Linked DNA regions of Homo sapiens: region 1 is linked to region 2. The links are chromatin loops, found by intact Hi-C in ENCODE. Cell type or tissue: heart left ventricle. All regions are shown on one strand.

Evidence for each region. A loop is a pair of places that touch in the nucleus more often than their neighbours do. Peaks named below come from ENCODE experiments on the same cell type or tissue, not always from the same donor. Only the 100,000 strongest peaks of a DNase experiment are listed, where the experiment ranks them.
Region 1: a loop joins it to region 2, with 3 times the contacts of the local background. A loop is called at or near these places in 14 of 110 quality-filtered maps.

The regions. Positions count from the first base shown.
Region 1 is chr10:90,926,738-90,934,737 of GRCh38, forward strand. No RefSeq gene overlaps it. Among named protein-coding and RNA genes, the nearest start is that of ANKRD1, 9.7 kb to the left of the region's middle. RefSeq lists an enhancer at 3,527-4,180. In heart left ventricle, no CTCF peak of the experiment used is centred here; DNase peaks (open chromatin) are centred at 4,062 and 4,484; H3K4me3 peaks cover 397 bases; H3K27ac peaks cover 2,858 bases.
Region 2 is chr10:91,085,333-91,093,332 of GRCh38, forward strand. No RefSeq gene overlaps it. Among named protein-coding and RNA genes, the nearest start is that of LINC00502, 44 kb to the left of the region's middle. In heart left ventricle, CTCF peaks have their summits at 3,603 (motif pointing right) and 6,031; no DNase peak of the experiment used is centred here; H3K27ac peaks cover 3,768 bases.

The DNA.
Region 1 (8,000 bases), 160 kb before region 2:
TAACATGCTTCTTCTGCCACAAATCAAGAAGAGTGAGGCGAGACAGTAGTTTTGTGGGTCTGGTGGGGATGGGATGAAGAATCAGGAGGCTTACCTCTAAATCCTGGCTTTGCCCTGTGTTCACTGGAGCAAGTCCTCTCACCTCTTACCATCTCAAATCCTGAAGTTATAAAAGGAGAGCTGAGAACAAAATGATTTCTAGGGCCCTAAAGTTTTACTGAGGTCTCAAAGTCACTGAATCAAAAGGTAGAAATAAACATTCATAACTGCAGCATCACGTGCGGACAGTGAAGTTGATTCTCCAATGCCTCTAAAAGAGGAAACGGTCCATAAAGCTTTCACTAGCCCAGGATATTTCCACTATCTTTAAGACATTCTCCCACTTGATAAACATAAAAATTTCACACTCTCTGTTACATGGATAGAAATTTCAAGAAGATCAACTTGGGGTCAAGATGAAATAAAAGTAGTGGTAATTTTGATTATGCCTCTTCAAACCTTCTAAGACCGCAGAGATTTTTATAAGGCCTCATCCTCTTTCTTCCCCTTCTGAGAATCCCTGCCCAAGCTCTTGCCTAGGCTGACATCTGTCCCCATAGAAAAGGTAGTGATAAGTGTCCAGGAAGGGATCTCAGTGACTTTCTATTACATTCTTATTTCCCCAAATAATGGGTTCTTGTTTAGGCCCCCTACACTGGTTCCCAGAACATTAGGAAGGCAGAGCCTCTAACAATCAACATTCTGGGATTGTGATAAGGACAACTGGCCTGTCTATTACAACCTCAAGAAGAATGGGTGTGAGTGGGAGAATCAGTTAAAATGTGAATGCATAATGGTTCCCCTCCCACCCCTCAACTTTCTCAAAAGCCAAATTTACTTCATGAGATTAAATTTCACTCAATGGACGGTGGGATGATGGAGAGTTTGCGTTGAGATGATTTTTTAAAAGGAAGTTTGATTGTCATAGTAACGCTCTGAAAAGATTTTGATGCAACTTTGGAATTACTTCACACCCAATTACATAGAACATCTACTTGGAATGAGAGATAAGTGCTTCTGTGACTGCAAACATAGATAGAAAATCCATTAACCTTTTTAGCCATTTATTAAAGCAGAGGAAAATTATTTTTAAAATGCAATTTCTGACTTCAAGAAGAAGTACCGAAAAAAATATTTTCTTGGTGTAGTTTGGAGTTTCCTAATAAAGGGCAAATGCCACAGAATATCTTCACTATGGATTCCTTGGGAATCAGAGAAATTTAGGGCCAGTAACACACTGAGTGGTCATTGAGTCCACTCCCTGACCAGGAAGGGCCAGAGTTAGGCAGGTAGAACCCTATTACTTTAAAAACTAAAACCTCCCTTTGTCGTTATCCTCATATTTAAAAATCTTACTGCAATACAGTTTCTTGTGGCTTACTTACAGCTGGGCAGCTTAGTCTGTTTGTCTCATTCTAGCTTCAGGAATGATCATCACCAAAAACACGTATTGAGCATTTTTTCCGATGACTTTTGCTAGTCAAAGGGAAAAAAGCTAAAAGGTGAAATTACTGCCATTGAACTGCCATTACTTGAACTGCCATTACTTGAACTACCTTCATCCACTGGATCAAAACCATTTTCATAACTGGGTATTGTTAAGCTCTTCAGAACATAGGCTTTTGGACCATTAGAAGGGCTTTCACATCGTCTAGTCCAGTTCTGTAACTGTACACACTGGAGCAAATGACACCTGAAGAGGTTCTATACATATGTATTATCTTACTCATTCAATACGTTTGTTTAGTCTGTTCCTGTGGGACAACTTGACATTATCCATTTCCTGAAGTGCTGCAACAAGAAATACCGTACACACCATCACTTATGTTCTTACCAAAAATTTTACCCTGAATCCAATTTCAGACAAATTCAGAATGTAGGACATTCAACAGGGCAACTATCTTGGGCTCTTCAAAAAGGTAAATGACTAGAAAAACAAAACAAAAAAGAAGTGAGGAATTGTTCTCTCTTTGATTAAAAGAGAAGAAAGAGCATGAACCTTGGTGGGATCCTGTAATTCAAGACACAAAAGCTGTAAAATACATTTTGAGGACAACTGGAGAAGTATGGAAGGTATTTTAGACAATATTATTAACTGAGTGATGATTTTCTTATGCATGATGATGGTTTTGTGGTAATGGAGGAGAATGTCCTTATTGTTAGGAGATGTATTCTGAAGTATGTAGGAATGACCTATGATGCTTTCAAATGGTTCAGCAAAAGAGGTATGCATGTGTGTAGAAAGAGAGAAAGATGAGAGAGAGTACAACTGTAAAATATTAACAATTAGCGAATCTAGGTGACAGTGCTCATTCTACTATTCATTCAACTTTCTGTATATCTCAAAATTTAAACATGAATAAAACATTTTAGTAAAACAGACACCCTAGCACGTAAGTTTCACGAAGCAAGAGATGTTTGTTTCTCCCACTGATGTAGACCAAGTGCTGAGAGCAGTCCCCAGCACATAGTAGGCACTCAGTAAAAACGTGTTTAAACGGAAAGCAAAAAAGGAGGTGGCCCCAGCATGGGGTCAGAGGGAGGGAAGGGACAGAAGCCAAGAAGTGGGCAAGTCTGCTGGCACACCACCCTGACATCAGTGTTTTTCAGAGGCTTCCCTAGAGCCACAGGAATGCTACAGAATAAGGCTCCTGTGGACAGTGCCCTCTCAGCTGCACCTGCTTTTGGTGCAGGCAGCTGGGCAGAAGATTAGGTAGAGAAGACTCACCCAGCCAGAATGTCTTACCCATGTCCCCACCCACCACGATCGATCTGGAAATGGCATGGAGATGTTTCTGATGAGAGTATAAAAATGTAGGCATCCGTCAGCTCGCACTGGTTCAGCCATCCTATGTATACAAGGGAAAGCTTGAATATATGTGAAACCTCAGGGATTATGAGATCCATTAGAACCCACTTAATATTATGATGCAAATGGTGAGATTGAAGGTCTTACAATTAGGCAAGAGCTGACTGCTTTCTTCATTTGATTTTCTTTAATGGCACCAAAATAATATACTGTTTTTGAAAAGACGAGTTTTCTAAGATTCTACTAGTTGATGATTTATTATCTCATTTCCAAATTCCAGGGTTAAGGAAACATGTATATTAAGAAATGGCTAAAATATGAATGAAGCACAAATGCTCTGGGAGGCTGATGGAGGAGGAGGAGGGTACCAGGGTGGGTGTGCGAGGTCATGGTCCAGCTGAAGGCCAATGAACCGAAGGTTTCTTTATTTTCTCCTCTTTTTCTTTTTATCTTTCTTTTCTCACTTTCTTTCAATGTCTCTTTTCTTCTTTCCTCCCTCTTTGCTTCCTCTCACCCTTCTTTCTTCTCTTCCTTCCTTCCCTCCTACCTTCCTCCCTTCCATCCCCCGATTTTAAAAACCACAGTGATTGAAACTAAAGAGCTGGCCTACGCACCTCAGGGCTGAGGACTTGTTAGCTCTCCTTGCCTCCTGGCAACCATGCCCCTTCTAATAGTGACTGGTTGAGAAAGAGGCTCAGAGTCTTTTAGCTAGAATAATCCCCTCAGGCATGTCATCTCTTTCCAGTGCAGACCTGCAAGGGAGGTGATCTTATTCCCACTGAGAAGGAGCCTGGCAGTGCTTCTAAACTGAATTCTCATAAGAAAGGGAAGAGCCTGTTTGCAAAAACATACTCTTTTGCTGCCAACACAAGCAGATCTTTTAGGGAGGAGGGGAACTGTAACCCCTCCAAGATCTTTGCTCTCCTTCAGAGCCAAGGCTCTCAGGTTTCACAAAGGAATTTATAGAGCAGACTGACGCCTCTGGGGTTGGAATCAGCTCAGGACTAAGTGGAGAATGAGGAGAGGGACAGGCACCCTTCTCTGCTCTGTGCAGGCTGGGGATTGTTTACCAGGGGATGAAAAGGTCCTCTCCCTGAAAAGGAATGTTTGGCAAGGAAATGACTTCTGGAGGCACAACTGAATGGCTCCCCAGGGAATCAGTTTGGGTTAGTTACAGATCAGACCCACCACCCTGGACAAATCTCACTGGGCAGGGGCGGCGGGGCTGTGATTACAAGAGCTTGGGGATGTTTAAAGCAACTCCTGCCTTCAAAAGACAGCTGTCCTCTTTTCCAGATAAGTTCTGTATGGTAAAAGAAGGAAAAGGAAAAAAAATAGAGGTTAGAAATCATATTGAAAAATTAAAGGAATGTTTGATTTGTCCATAAGAATTTCCTGACTGTGCCACTTTGCTCAGCGCTTGTCCTAGGTCCTTCCAATATCACATTTAGTGGGTAGTGAGAAGGCGTGGAGTAAGTGACTCTGGTTGCTGACATTCACACTTGGATGAAGTGGAGAAAGATGATGTCCTTCCTTATTTGGTGGCTCTGGAAGCCACATTCCCTCCTCATCCGCCTTCCCAAAAGAACCTTGTGGCTGCCCAGCGGAAGCCAGTGCTTTCAGCAGCCCCCACCCTTGGCATTTCCTTATCTAGGAGTCTTCACTGTGGAATTCCAAGGCCCACCCCAATGCTCCGGATGTGTTTCAATCCATGGCCTGCCACTTTGTTACTCTTGTGATGACAAGCAGATAACATAGCTCACATGCCTTCTTTTCCTGCATACCAACCAGACCCCAGTTCTGAAAAGGAAACAAACCACAAACCAAGAGAGATGTGTTATTTTTATGCAGACATTGTTAAGACACTGCAATAAGCCTAGAATTGTGGAGAGTGCTTTCCCATGTTGCTCCAGTTAATCCCCTCAGTCACTCTGGCATTTATACAAATGAGGAAACCAGTGAGTGTGGAGGTTAAATAGTCAAGGTCTCATAGCAAGTGTGTGTGTGTGCATGTATGTGTGTGTATCTTGGGGGGTGAGGGTTGCCAATTCAAAGTCCAGAATGACTCCAAGTCCACAGCACCTTTGTTGCAGTTAAATGCCTTTACAACTAAGCGTGACCCCTTTGGCAATCACTACTAAGAGGCTTTACCAACTTCTGACACTGTTAACTTCAAGACAAATATGCTTTTTTCAAGACATGGCATCAAAAACTGTATTTCTGTTATTCCTCATCACCATGGTTACAACCACAACTCATCTGTAATTTTCAAAGACCCTGCATCAGAGAAACAACAAAAATGTGGAGAAAATATTTGCTGAACATGTCAGTAAATAAATAAGTATAAAATATGAAAGTGGCCAGAATATACCCAAATCAATAAATATGAATGAGTTAAATGCCTCTTTTGAAAGACAGATAATGGCCGGGTGCGGCGGCTCACGCCTGTAATGCCAGCACTTTGGGAGGCTGAGGCAGGTGAATCACAAGATCAAGAGATCGAGACCATCCTGGCTAACACGGTGAAACCCCAACTCTACTAAAAATACAAAAAAATAGCCGGGCGTGGTGGCAGGTGCCTGTAGCCCCAGCTACTCGAGAGGCTGAGGCAGAAGAATGGCGTGAATCCGGGAGGTGGAGCTTGCAGTGAGTCGAGATCGCACCACTGCATTCCCTCCTGGGCAACAGTGCGAGACTCCATCTTTAAAAAGAAAGAAAAAGAGAAAGAGAGAAAGAAAGAAAGAGACAGATATTCTTAAAATCCAACAATTCCGCTTCTGGGTGTATACCCAAAAGAATTGAAAGCAGAGTCTTGAACAGATATTTGCACACCCATATTCATAGCACCATTATTCACAATAGCCAAAGTATGGAAGAAACCCAAGTGTTCATTGACAGATGAATGAACAAGCAAAATGTGGTATTTACACACAATAGAATATTATTCAGCCTTAAAAAGGAAGGAAATGCTGACATATGCTACTACATGGATGAACCTTGAGGGCATTATGCTAAGTGAAATAAACCAAAAAGACAAATACTGTATGATTCCACTTACATGAGGTACTTAGAGCATTCGAAATCATAGAGACAGAAAGTAGAGTGATGATTGCCAGGAGCCGGAGGGAGGGGGAAATAGAAAGTTATAAGAGTTTAGAATTTCAGTTTTACAAAGTGAAAAGAGTTATGGACATGGATAATGGTGGTGGATGCACACTATGAATGCATTTAATACAATTGAAATATACTCTTAAAATGGTTAAGATAGTAAATTTTTTGGGGGGAGGAACTGGAACCCTAAAAATGAAAGAAAAATGAATTTTCTTAGAAAGATACTCTTATATGATGTAAAACAATACAAACAATAAAAGTCTATGCCATTTATAAGAGATATACCAGGATGACACTGGACGGTTGAAAATAAAGGGATAGACAAAGGGACACCATGTAAATGCTACCAAAATATGCAGAAGGGACAGTATCAGTGCCAGACAAAATCAAATTCAAAGCAAAAAGCACTAAATGGGACAAAGAAGACTGAAAGACATAATCCAACAAGAAGTTATACTAATAATTAATTTTTGTGCAATAAACAACATAGCATCGAAATATATAAACACCAAGTCTGTGTACTTAGGCATCCTAAGAATGGGTAAATATAGTAAAAAGTACTGTTTTGGCCTGATAGGAACTTGCTGTCTCTTCCAGTGGATAATTTGTCTGTAGTGTATTTAAAGCAGGGAGCTTAAGCTCAGACTTCCAGATTGGAAAGTTTCTAAGTATTTCAGGGAGAGGTTATTTATGCTGTATGAGTATTTTACGTCAGGGAAGCATTATAACAAATAGACCATAAAAATCATACCACATCCAAAGGAAAAACAAAAAGCCACAGAAGGTTCTTGGAGTGTCTCTTCAGGAAATCCTCCACACTCAAGGCTCTTGCCAGTTAGGGTAACGTGTCCATAAATTTCCTCTAACAAACCCATTCCAGCATCAGAAAATGACAAATCAATCAAATTTTGGGGGATTGATAGCTAAACTCTTCCAGGACTGTGGGCATAAATCCAGGAAAGGAATTTATGCCAAAAATTGAACCCTTTCCTGACAGAAATGGAAACGCAGACAGAAATAAAACCAGTTACTTCATTTCAACTCATATCTACCACGTTTTAGGCAAGACAGTGAGGATACAGCTTACAGCTTCTCACAGGTAAGATAAAATTTCTAGCAAAAGTAAGGTGCTGGCCAGGCACAGTGGCTTACACCTGTAGTCTTGGAGCTTTGGGTAGTTGAGCTGGAGGATCCTTTGAGGCCAGAAGTTCAAGACCAACTTGGGCAACATGGTGAAACCTCATCTCTACAAAAAGTAAGATAAAATAAAATATTAGCTGAGTATGGTGGTGCATGCCTGTAGTCCCTGCTACTCGAGATGCTGAGGTGGGAGGGGGATCACTCAAGCCCAGGAGTTCATGGTGACAATGAGCTAGGATTGAGGTACTGCACTCCAGCCTGGGTGACAGAGTGGGACTGTTTCAAAAGCAAACAAAAGTAAAGTACTAAAACACTCTAAAGCGCTCAGTTGTTAAACAAATCTCATCTCCAGTAGGGATTGAGTTACTGAAGCAAAGGGGCCAGGGAAGCCAATGACAGGGAAGGAATGGACCGGGAACCTGGGTTTTGAAATATCTTTCTCATAATTTGAGTTATATTAAAGAAAAACCTAAAACTACTAAGTGCTAATCTAGCATTTTTTAATTCTGAAAAGTCTAAATTAGACATAAGCAATTGGTTAGAAGTGCTGGATAATAATTTTCCAAGCAAAGAGGGCTTTTTTCTTCCTGATCCTTTGTCAGATATACTGAGGCATGATCCCTGTTCTTGAAAGGCAGTTGTTGCAGCTGAGCTCACTAGTACCTTATGTTCTACATCCTAAGCAAATGCATACCTCTGAACTCTGAGGGAATGCGGAGTGGAGACCCTACTAGGTCGCTGGCCAGCCAGTTTTTTGGTGTGTGAATGGGTTGAATAAACATGCATGTACACATATATATTTATGTATATCTAAATGGGTAGATAGAAAATAGATAGATAAATGACAGATAGATAATAGACAGATAAATCATAGATAGATAATAGATGATAGATAGATGAT
Region 2 (8,000 bases):
TTGTAGAGTCAGGGTCTCACTGTGTAGCCCAGACTGGTCTTGAACTCCTGCCCTCAAGTGATCCTCTTGGTGCAGGCTCCCAAAGTGCTAGGATTGCAGGTGTGAGCCACTGTACCATGCCTCTTCTAGTATTTTTATAGTTTCAGGTCTTATATTTAAGTCTTTAATCAATCTTGCATTGATTTTTGTACATAGTGAGAGTTAGGGTTCAGTTTCATTTTTCTTCATATGGCAATCTAATTTTTCCAGCACCATTCATTGAAAAGGGTGTTCTTTCCACAGTGTATGTTCTTGTCAATTTTATCAAAGATCAGTTGGCTAAAAAAAAATGGCATTATTTTGAGTTTTCTTTTCTATTTCATTGATCTATGTGTCTATTTTTATGCCAGCACCATACTCTTTTGGTTCCTGTAGCCTTGTAATATAGTTTGAACTTGTAATGTGGTAACTTTAGCTTTGTTCTTTTTGCTTAGGATTGCTTTGGCTATTCTGGCTCTTTTTTTTGGATCCATATGAATTTTAGGATTTTTTTTCTAATTCTGTGGAAAACGACATTGATATTTTGTTTTATTCTGTTCTGTTCTGTTTTGTTTTGTTTTAGATGGAGTCTCACACTGCTGCGCAGGCTGAATTGTGAGTGGCACGATCTCAGCTCACAGCAACCTCCACCTCCCAGGTTCACATGATTCTCCTGCATCAGCCTCCCGAGTAGCTGGGATTACAAGCGACCACTGCCACACTTGGCTAATTTTTGTATTTTTAGTAGAGACAGGGTTTTGCCACATTGGCCAGGCTGGTCTCAGATGATTGACAGTTATTATCTGAAGGGATGCTGAATTTTATCAAATACTTTTTCTGTGTCTATTGAGATAATCATATAGGTTTTGTCCTTGATTCTGTTTGTGTTTATGTATCGTATTTATTGATTTACATATGTTGAATCTTCCTTGCATCCCTGATATAAATCCCACTTGTTAATGGTGTATTATCTTTTTATTGTGTTGTTGGATTTGGTTTGCTAGTATTTAGTTGAGGATTTTTGTGCCTATGCTCATCAGGGATATTGGCCTGTAGTTTTCTATTTTTGTTGTGTCATTTTCTTGTTTTGGTATCAGAGAGATACTGGCCTCAGAATGAGTTACAGTAGAATCCCTTCTCCTCAATTATTTGGAATAGTTTCAGTAGGTTGGTACTAGTTATTCTTTATACATTTGGTAGACTTTAACTGTGAGTTCAGATAGCCCTGGGCTTTTCTTTGTTGGGAGGATTTTGTTTTCATTTTAATATTGATTCAGTCTTGCTGCTTGTTATTGATCTGTTCAGGTTTTCTGTTTCTTCCTGGTTCAATCTTGGGAGGTTGTATGTTTCTAGGAATGTGGCCATTTCCTCTAGGTTTTCTAGTTTATAAGTGTATAGTTGTTCATAATAGTATCTGTTGATTTTTTTATATTTTTTTAGTATTAGTTTTAATGTCTCCGCTATCATTTCTGATTTTGTTTATTTGGGTCTTCTCCTTTTCTTGGTTAGTCTAGTTGGTGGTTTATGATTTTATCTTTTGGAAGAACCAACTTTTCATATCATTGATCCTTTGTATTTTTAGTCTCTATTTCATTTGGTTCTGCTCTGATCTTTGTTATTTCTTTTCTTCTGCTAATATGAGTTTGATTTGCCCTTAATTCCTTGAGGTACATGATTAGATTGTTAATTTATAATCTTTCCACTTTATTAACGTAGGCATTTAATGCTACAAACTCCCTTCCTCGCACAGTTTCTGCCATATCCTACAGGTTTTGTTATGTTGTACTTCCATTTTCATTTGCTTCCAAATGTTTTCATCTCTGTTTTAATGTATTCATTGAATACAGTGGTCATTCAAGAGCATGCTGTTTAATTTCTATGTATTTATATAGTTTCTGAAGTTTCTCTAACTTTATTCTACTGTGATCTGAGAAGATGCTTGATATGATTTCAATTTTTAAAAATTTGTTGAGACTTGTTTTGTGGCCTAACATATGTTCTATCTTGGAGAATGTTTCATGTTCTGATGAAAAGAATGTATATTCTGCAGCTGTTAGGTAGAATGTTCTATAATTTGGACTTATATTTTTAAATTCCCTAATGAAATTTTTTTTTTTTTTACATTTTCTGGTCTCTTTCTATAACACCTTTAATATAATAGTTGTTATACTTTATTGAAACCTTACTTATTCTTTCAAATGCTTTTCCTTCTATATATTCCCTGTTTTTTTCATTTAGCCATCCTCAGACACCAGATACTCAATTTAAATTTCACCATCACTGGCTTCCCTGATAACCCTTTAAAGACAAGTCTAGGCTTGAACAGTAATTTCAGGTCTACTACCTGCTACCCAAGGAGACCATGGAGCTTGAACTCAGGTCTCTTTAACACCTAAACCTGGGTTCTTCTCATTTCTCCACTCTCTCTTCCAATCAGCGGGTCTGTTGGATGTATCACAAATATGTGCCTCATGTCCTAATATTACTTTTTAGTGGGCATGAATAATTTATTCTATCTCCCTTTCATGTGGAGCTGTATACATGTGAAACTTATACCTGTGGAGCTGCACTCTTCTTCAAGACAGATTACAGGCACTTCAAAGAGGTGAAGACATTCACAATTCCAGCCAGGGGTGGATCTAGGCTGCTTACATCTTGAGTGGCATTTACCATGACATTCAAGGCCTTCATTCACCCCTCCCCTGAAGGTTCCAGCTGCACAATGCTGATGTGCTAACTGGTGCCCTTCTAAGTTCGTGTCTTCCAGTGTTAATGGAAAATAGTAACATGTTTTTACCTTATTTTTGTTCTACTTTGAACACAGAGAAATCCCTAAGCCCTTCTGTTTATAGGACCCCTTTTAGGTTTCCATATTTGTAGTTTTGTCCAGAACCAAAGTCAGCCTGGATTTATATTTGAAATTTCCTTAAATGTAGAGAAGAGGAAGAGGAAGGAAAAGGCTGTTGTTGTGGAATGCCTATGCACTGAGAACAGCAAAAGAACCATTTTTGGTTTTGCCCAAATTAGCATTGCTAGATAAATTGGGAGCCTTATATCTTTCCAGTTGCCAGGAGAGCATGCCAGCTAATTTTAGCCCGTTGTGTAAATATAACCAGCACTGGTATGCACTGGCCTTTAAGATTCACAAGGGTCAATGATGTCCTGCAACAGCCAGAGGAGTGCCTACACTCGCCCAATATTGACTGAACTTCCTGGGTCCTTAGTTTCCTGTGTCTCCCAGACATATTAATTTTCCTTGGAAGTGACCTTGGAGATCCCTTGGCCTGACCCCCTGCCCGGGGCATGGCCTTTTCCATGTCTTTGGACAGAAAATTGCCACAGCAAAGTAGCAACATTCTGCAGCCCTTAAGGCAGGTGCAGCCTCGTTTTCTCTCAACAGTGTAACTCTCAGGCAGAAGAGCTAAGAATAAAGTTTTAGAAGGAAATACTGAGTATGATCCTATTTTGTCTTCCTAAAAAATGCTTTTTTTTTTTTTTACTCAACTCCTGAAACACCCTGTTCCCCAATGAATATGCTATAGCTAAATGTAATTGTTTTCTAATCTAATTGCCAGAAGAGGTCACAATAGAGCTTATACAACCAACTCTCTGAATCCTATCTGCTCTACAACTAGCAGGGGCAGATGATAGTCTCTGGGAGGTGAATACGACTGAAGCAGAGGAAAATCACAAAGGAGGAAGCCGCTCCAGCTCCCACCGAGAGATCAGGCTTTAAGTTGTACTGTCCCTCAGTATCCTTATCTGCTAAATTGAAGTGTTTATATATTGTTCCTACCTCTCAGAGATTTTATGGAGTTTAAATGAGTTAATGCATGCCAAACTGTTAGAAGAGCTCTTGGAAAATGATAAATGCTTAATACATGTTGGTATAGTTTGGACGTTTGTCCCCTCCAAATATTATGTTGAAATGTAATCCCAAATGTTGGAGGTGGGGCCTGGTGGGAGGTATTTGGATCATGGGGGTGGACCCCTCACGAATGGTTTTGTGCCTTCCCCATGGTAATAAGTGACTTCTCGCTCTGTTAGTTCATGTGAGAACTGGTTATTTAAAGAGCCTGGCACCTCCCGTCCCCACCCCACTACCTCCTGGCTCCCCCTCTCACCATGTGGTGTGCCAGCTCTGTTTCCCCTTCTGCTATGATTGTAAACTTCCTGAGGCCATCACCAGAAGCCAAGCAGATGCCGGCGCTATGCTTCCTATATAGCCTGCAGAACCATGAGCCAGTTAAACCTCTTTTCTTTATAAATTACTCAGTCTCGGATATTCCTTTATAATGATGCAAACACAGCCTAATACAAATGTTGGCCATTGTTTTATTATTGTTATATGGATTGAAATCACAATTCCCATTTACTAGATGGAGGACCTAAGGCTAGATTTCCTCATCTGCAAAATGGGCATAAGGAAAAGTCCTGCCTCATAAAGTTGCTGTTAGGATCAAATGAATTGAAAGGTATAAAGCTCCTGGCTTTTGCCTGGTCCTTGTGTGTGCCCAGAGTGTGGCAGTTCCTCTTGTTATTTCTTCAGGTGCTTAAGAATCTCTTCACTCGGCAATCACATCTGCTTGCAAACCACTCAGATTGTTCCAAAGACAATTTCAGAGTGGCTAAAGACATTGAGCAGGAGATGTGTACTGTTCATTTTCAGTATTTTTTCTTGATGGCTACAGAGAGTAAAGTAATGATAAATACAAAATGGCTACAAAATATGTAAAGACATAAAATATGTTAAAATAACCATGAAATAGGGTTCAAGAGAGAAAAGGAACATTTCCTTTGTCTTGTTTCTGGGTTTTGCTTTGAGGGTTTCATCTTGTTTGTTTGGGTTTTATTTGTTTTTATCTTAGAGTTAATCACAAGGGTGAGAGTGTGATAGAGTGATTAGCCAAAGTAGACTAGCTATGCTGCTATTCTACCCAAAGACCCTCGGCAGACATACATAATAACAGAGACAAGTAAAATTGGAGTATTATTTCTCTATAGATGACATGTCCCTAAGAAAGCCCTGCTGGGCTAATAAACACTATGGGATAATCCCCCATGTTCTTCTCATTCATTTAAGTATGTGTCATGGTATTTCTTTTCAGAAGCCAATTGATCCTGCTCTATTTTTGCTTAGACTAATATTAAAATTAGTTTGCATTTCCTAAGGTAGCCAAGCAATTGGAGTAAGATAGTGACATGGAGAGGGAGTTAGCTCAGACTGTTAAAAGTGGCAGCAGAACAGCTAAAAGCAAATAACCTAAAAACAGAAATCAGGAGGAAATTCCTTCTTTAAGGTGGAATATTGCTAGATTATTTTCTTTTCATGAAAGAAGCACTTCTTTTAGGTAAACCATTGCTTGTATTAAAAACTCCCAGTTTTTCCTCATTTGTTTCTAAAGACTTAATTCTAATGATAAAGTTACAATGTGTGGTCCTCAGCAAACACTTCTCACTGTAGATCTTTCCACTCTCCCCATGACTCTCAGGGGAGTTGCAGTCAAACTATGCTATTGTATAATAACGGGCTGTGACAAACAAGTAGGGAGAAATTGCTCCTGTCTAACCTCAAACCTCCATATGAAAAGGTTGCATGTTTATGGAGCTAGTGAAAGGAGCACAGGCCCAGAAATCAGACATACTTTGAGTTTAAAACCCTGTTCTCTAAACCACAAGTTATGTGACCTAGGAAGAATTTCTTAACTCCTCAGAACTTTTTAACAAGAACTGTTGTCCTACTTTGCATTGCTTGCTTTTAGCTCAGTAAAAGTTAGTGCTTTGCATGCATGATTCTTTTTAAGCTTTATGACACCTCTGTGAGGTTGGCATTATTATTAGTCACGTTTTATAGATGAGAAAACCAAAGCTACTGATTCAAAAGTCATGCCTTGCTACCGTAAGCCTTCTATAGTGCTACTAATGAATGCTGCACACGGCTTGAATGGCCCTCATGAGAGGATACTGACATGCATGGAGATTTGGTTCACAGATACTCTAAACAGACTGCACCGGTATTTGCCACTAGTGGGAGCAGACAGCAGAAGATGAATTTAGTGTCCCTGCATTTGTCCTCCTCTCAGCCCATCTGTCTCTCTCCCTTTTCCCCACTCTATGTTGATAACAATTTTTCTGACCTGCAGGTAATTTAGCTGACTAGAGTGGCTATTCTTTTTTTTTTTTTTTTAGACGGAGTCTCACTCTGTCACCCAGGCTGGAGTGCAGTGGCACAATCTTGGCTCACTGAAACCTCCACCTCCGGCTTAAAGCAATTCTCCTGCCTCAGCCTCCTGAGTAGCTGGAATTACAGGCACATGCCACCACACCCGGCTAATTTTTGTATTTTTAGTAGAGATGGGGCTTCAACATATAGGCGAGGCTGGTCTTGAACTCCTGATCTCGTGATCCACCCGCTTTGGCCTCCCAAAGTGCTGGGATTAAAGTAGTAAGATATCCACCTCATTTCTTCTGTTAATAGAACTTCTCCCTCACACCCCACAAAGGCACATATGTACATATACACACACATGCATACACACATCCATACACACACAACTTCTCACCATTAATACCCTGTCACGGCCACAGAGGTGGACACATGACTTTTCTTTGCTGTGATACTAAATTTGGCCTGCTGAAAACCCAAAGTCCAACAACCTGAAATAGGCTTGTTTGTAGCAGGAAATTAAAAGATCAACAAAAAAGAAGCAGAGACCAGCAGAAATGAGAGATGCACAGAAGGCAACTCGTGTGAGCCAACCAATAGCACCTCCTAAGGAAAAGGCCAACAAGTACCTGTTTCTGATATCTCTGGTGTATCTGGGCCCAGGCTTCCCTTTCCAATATCCTGATTGTTCATCTCTTTTTTTTTTCAATTCTGAGAGCTTCTCAGTATCCTTCCCAGCTACCTGAACCCATCTGAGAAGGCAAACGTGAGTTGGGTCTCTTTATGAGTCCATGCTTGCATTGCTATAAAACAAATACCTGAGACTGGGTAATTTACAAAGAAAAGAGGTTTAATAGGCTCATGGTTCTGCAGGCTATACAGGATGTGTGGTGGCTTCTGCTTCTGGGGAGGCCTCAGGGAAGTTTTACTCATAGTGGAAGGCAAAGCAGGAGCAAGCATCTTACATGTCTAGAGTAGGAGGAAGAGGGGTGGGGGAAGTGCTATACACTTTTGAACAACCAGATCTCATGGGAACTCTATCATGAGAACAGCACCAAAGGGATGGTGCCAAACCATTCATTCAGGATCCATTCCCATGATCCAACTACTTCCCACCAAGTCCCACCTCCATCACTGGGGATTACAATTCAACATGAGATTTGCGTGGGGACACAGATCCAAACCATATCATTCTGTCCCTGACCCTTCCCAAATCTCATGTCCTCCCATTGCAAAATACAATCATCCCTTCTCAACAGTCTCCAAAGTCTTAGCTCATTTCAGCATTAACTCAAAAGTCCAGTCTCATCTGAGACAATGCAAGTCTCTTCTGCCTATGAGCCTATAAAATCAAAAGCAAGTTAGTTACTTCCAAGATACAATGGATGTATAGGCATTGGGTAAATACTTGTTCCAAAAGGGAGAAATCAGCCAAAAGAAAGGGCTACAGGCCCCATGCAAATCTAAAACCCAGTAGTGCAGTCATTGAATCTTAAAGCTCCAAAATAATCTCCTTTGTCTCCATGTCCCACATCCAGGGCACAATGATGCAAGAAATGGGCTCCCAAGGCCTTGGGCAGCTCCAAACCTGTGGTTTTGCAGGGTTGGGCTCCCAAGGCTGCTTTCATGGGCTGGCATTGAATCCCTGTAGTTTTTCCTGGTGCACAGTGCAAACCATCAATGGCTCTACAATTTCAGAGTCTGGAGGATGGTGGCCCTCTTCTCACAGCTCCACTAGGCAGTGCCTCAGTGGGAGCTCCAACCCTACGTTTTCCCTCTGCACTGCCCTAGTAGAAGTTTTCCATGCAGGCTCCAC